Linked DNA regions of Homo sapiens: region 1 is linked to region 2. Evidence: read pairs that join two places in POLR2A ChIA-PET (ENCODE). Cell type or tissue: OCI-LY7. All regions are shown on one strand.

The links. ChIA-PET counts read pairs that join two places held together with the same protein. Peaks named below come from ENCODE experiments on the same cell type or tissue, not always from the same donor. Only the 100,000 strongest peaks of a DNase experiment are listed, where the experiment ranks them.
Region 1: POLR2A ChIA-PET joins it to region 2 with 11 read pairs; 16 of 35 experiments call an interaction of 5 or more read pairs at or near these places.

What each region holds. Positions count from the first base shown.
Region 1 is chr13:27,635,455-27,637,954 of GRCh38, reverse strand. It overlaps a transcript of POLR1D not described here. Among named protein-coding and RNA genes, the nearest start is that of POLR1D, 15 kb to the right of the region's middle. In OCI-LY7, no CTCF peak of the experiment used is centred here; no DNase peak of the experiment used is centred here.
Region 2 is chr13:27,454,311-27,456,810 of GRCh38, reverse strand. No RefSeq gene overlaps it. Among named protein-coding and RNA genes, the nearest start is that of MTIF3, 5.0 kb to the right of the region's middle. RefSeq lists an enhancer at 1,039-1,158. In OCI-LY7, no CTCF peak of the experiment used is centred here; a DNase peak (open chromatin) is centred at 1,050; H3K4me3 peaks cover 932 bases; H3K27ac peaks cover 958 bases.

The DNA of each region.
Region 1 (2,500 bases), 180 kb before region 2:
ATATACTATACAAAAAAAAAATTTATGCCAGTGTGGTGGCACATGCTTGTAGTCCCAGCTACTCAGGAGGCTGATGGGGGAGGATGGCTTGATCTCAAAAGTTTGAGGCCAGCCTGGGCAACACAGCAAGACCCTATCTCTAAAAAAAAAAAATTTTTTTTAATGTATTAAAACCCATCAGTAAATTCTTAACTCTTTAAACCCTACACCGTCAAGTTTCAAGTTGTTTTTCTGGTGCCAATTTATACGGCAATGAAATTAAGTAGGACAAGGTAATTTTAAATCCCATTTTACAATTTTAAAAACTTAGTTAATATATATACAAGTGTTTTGGGAAAATTCCATATTTATATAAAGGAGTAGTTAATAGAGTTAAGCGCTTAAACATACACATAAACCTAACTTTGAGAGCAGCATCCCTTTAAGGAAAATGTTTATAAAAGTTCAAAGTGATGAACTTAGATGGTCCACTGAACAAGTCAGCCAAAAGTGCACAACTGTGCAAATAAGGTTTTATATTGACATTCAAAGCTCCCAGAGATGCTTCCTTCTTAGCTGGCCAAAGTTGTAGAGCTCTGGTACAATGCAAACACATTCTTACAGATGCTGAATTCAACAGCACAGGAGGAACCACTAGAAAGGCTGCAGAGATTAACTGAAAGGAAGGAAGGAAGCAGCTCATGGAGACTAATCTCTATAGTATGGAGAAAAACCCAAGGCATGGAAAATTCTATTACGATTAATCCAACCTTTACCTTTATATCATAACACATATCATACCAACAACACATCAGCTGCCAAAAGAAAGAAACCACAGAGAGTAATACAATCGATGATTCTGGCATCAGAAACCAGCTGCAAGACAACCAAAACCCAGCAAACCACACTTTATCATTCAGAGACTTATAAATTATATGTGATGATATAACTAAGAAGGGAAATGTGAAAGCATGTTCTAGAGCCAATGTTTAACTATGCATTGTTTTAAAAAATATCACAAACTTAAACACAATCTTTTCTTGTCCCTGAATTAAAACTATACTTTAAGTAGCCGTACATATTAGGACCATCTCATCCACTGAAACATAAACAATCCTTAGGGATGGAACAGCAGCTGCAGCTTAATTGGATGGAGCAATGCTAACAAAGAGTTTAGAACTAAGTTAAAAATAGAATAGGTACCCAATTGAGACCGCAGGGGAAAATTCTGAGAGATAGATCATGCTGATTATCCAAACAGCATAATTTGGCTTCCTCCCAAAGTCTAATACACTCTTACGCTTACCAAGAAAGGGGCGCTGCATTTTCAGTACAAATGCTTGGGACCATACTTTCACATCTCATTTGAAATATTAGACCCCTAAATTTACAATTCTCTCTTAGCGTTTGCTTGATAGAAATCGGGACATACACTATATTAATTCCTGAACGCCCAGTGTTTTTAGAAAAGTTTCAAGGATCTTTTCACTATAACTTTCATTTTAATTACCTGAACCAAAATGTTTGGGTAAAGATCCATTAAATACAATCTATATTATTAAAAAATGTAAGGGAAAAGTTTCTCAAATGTTAGAGTTAGAGGCCATCTGGTTTAACTTTGTCATATAAAACCGAGGAAATTATGGTTTAGAGAAGTTAACAACTTGCCTAACACTAAATAATATCTGGTTTTTGAAAATTTAACTCAAAATTACCAATATTTAAGCCTAGATGGCATGTATGGTCACCCTAGGGAGAAACGATGAGGAGACAGATTATAATTATAATATTTTAGCCCAGGATCATTACCTTTAGAGGACAACACTTTAAGTACCAACACTAACACTATCCCAATGCTATGTGATGTGTCTATGATTATTGTGATCTGCAATACACAAGCTTCAGAGCAGAATTTCTTACCCGAAAAATCCAGACTGAATAGACTTACTCAGTAACTGTTCTATCTTTATATAGTCCCTAAAACACCTCTCAGTGCTTTTAGAAGACAAATTATGCAGTTCTTCCTTTACAGTTTTAAATCTAGGACACCATCAAGTAACCTTAAGAGAATAAGAAAGCAGCCACAATATAGTGGTGAGAAAATGAGTCCCAGTTCCGCACCTACTAGCTCTGTGATCCTGTGATATTCAAGGTCACAAAGCTATGCGATTAAAATGAAGATATTTCTACTATCCTTTCAGAATTCTTAGGGGGATTAAATACAATTTATATATATATATGTGTGTATGTATATATATATATATATATATATATATATAGTTACTTTGTAACTATAGAGCACTGAACAAATCTATTAAGAATTTTTAAAAAAATAATCATTTTATAGTTATAATTTTAATAGTAATCATAGATAGACTATTGATAGTTATGTATGTTAACTAAAATATCATGTGCACAGCAATTTACTGAATAATATATATTACCTCACCAAGTCTGAGATGAACCCTTGAAGTTCCTGTTTCCCTTTTATTGTTTAGGCAACCAAGGCTTAGGGAGGCTG
Region 2 (2,500 bases):
AAACACATTTTCAAATGCAGATTATAGTTCAGCACTTAGATGTGTAGATTACATTTTCCTTGCTGACCGTCAGGTAGAAACATGGCTCTGAAAACCCAAGTTCAGCATTTGAAAATCTCAGCTAAATAAATGATTAAACTCATTCAAAAGCTAAGCCTCGTATTTATCAGAGAAATGCAGCTGAAAAACACATAAGGCCTTAGTATGATGCGCGACACTGAGTATCAGTCCTAGGTAATCATACATTTCCAGTTGAAGCGCTAGAATTTACATGACTCTCTTTTGAAAGCCCAATTTCCGTAACAGTTCAGTTCTTGAACAGAAACTGCAGAGTAACAGAATTTTAAGAGCGGGCATAAAGGACATACGCAGAAATCTATGGCTATCTTTCTTTGCTTACATAGAAATGCAATAAACAACTAGTCCTGCCCAGTATTATGTTCTAAATTTGAAGAAATGCACCTACAGAGAAGGCCGCTTTGATAATTTTGAATAACTGGGAAAAGTTTACTAGGATGGCCGAGAGAAAAATTCACACAAAGAATCTTCTAGAAGTTGGAGCTCTGCATCTGACTGCTGGAGCGTTCCTCCATTTCCAATAGAGGTTTTTTTTTCACAGATTATTTTTGACTTAGCCAAGCAGGGAGCCTATTTCAAAGCTCCCAATTTGGAAATCATGGAAGCTTTATGAAGTTTTCCACCTGCATCTCTTTTTAGGAACACAGTTCTTTATTCTCTAAGGGATGAAAACCTTTAGCATATAAAAACTTTGTTAAGCTGTCACTATCAATAGGGGGAAAAAAATAACAGTGGACAAAGAAGAAACAAATTGCATCTTCGAATAAGTTTTCTTGAAGCTCTTGTTAAAAGCTATAACCTCTGATGTTAACTAAATTTAACCCATTCTGACCCTCGTGGCGGCCCTTAACCTCTTCTTTCTTCTGTTTCCTGTGGCTGCTGGAGAGAACTAGCCCAGTTATTGGAAAAGCGTTCTCTGTAGCACACAAAGGCCCAGCCTTCCTGCTACCCCATCAGGAGGCCCCGAGTCGACCGAGGGGTCAGCACCTGTGCCGAGAAGCAGGTGACAGTGAACTGCCTGCATCCTTCTTGGGCAAGTTTGTAAGAGTGTCTACCCTTCAAATATCACACTGCAGTTTCAGGCATTCAAGCCACTGAAGTTTAGATTTTCTTTGTGAATGCAGACTTTACACAAATTAATCTATTGCTGTTCAACTGACTGTAAAATTAGTAGATTTACTGTTGCAAAAAAAAAAAAAAAGAAAAACTAAGAGCTTTCACTTTCACTTTGGTAAGGTCATGGATGTGTCCTAGGCTGCTAACAAAGCAGGCTTTAAAAATCTTTGCAGCAGAACCTAGCAACTTGCAAGGTGAAAAAGCAGCAAAACAATGACTCCAATGTACAGTTGAAAGTCTACTTCCCTATACAGTAAACATCTGAAATTCCACATTTGAGGAACTTTCAAAAATGGAATAATTTGCCTTTAATTCCATTTGCCTCAAAGATGGGAAACTGTGAGAGCACAAATTTATTTTATCACAAACATTCTATTTGCTGTCAGTCCTCCCCTCCTTAAACAGCCTTGTAACTACGTCTCACATAGGTGTTTAAAAATAGTATAGGGTTGCATTCTTTTTTTTTTTTGTTTTGAGATGGAGTCTCCCTCTGTCATCCAGGCTGGAGTGCAGTGGCGCAATCTTGGCTCACTGCAACCTCCGCCTCCCTGGTTCAAGGGATTCTCCTGCCTCCGCCTCTCAAGTAGCTGGGACTACAGGCACACACCACCATGCCCAGCTAATCTTTTTTCTTTTTTTTTTTTTTTTTTGTATTTTTAGTAGAGATGGGGTTTCGTCATGTTGGCCACGCTGGTCTTGAACTCCTGACCTCATGATCTGCTTGCCTCGGTCTCCCAAAGTCCTGGGGTTACAGGCATGAGACACTGTGCCCGGCTGGGTTGCATTCTAAATGTAAAATGCTAACTAATCATTTGGTACTGTTTTGCTTTATCTACACAACAGTCAGCATGGTACACTTTGTACTAGCTCTTTGTTGTTCTGCATGATGTCCTATGATGGTAATAGAAATTATTTTCATTGTTTCAAAACGATCAAAGTTAACTGAATCACCTCAAAACTCAACACCTCTGAAATGGAAAGACATGTCTCTGTTGTGTTCCAAATGAAACTTCTGAACCTATTTTCTGCTTCTGCAGTTGCACAAGAGACTTTTCACAGAAGTGGATCTTCCATATACAAATATTTTTATTTGGCAGATATGAAAGTTTTTAAAACTTTATTACAATATGTCATTCATTTTAGACATTTTGCTGATTCACAACCACCACGTTTTAATAACTGAGGCCATCATATTCTGACAAGAGAAATGATTAATCTGGAGTCTAATGTTATGGGAAATCTCACTCATGGTAAGGAAATTTATTTTGAATCTAGCAAATAGTTTGAGAGCACACAAAGGGTTATA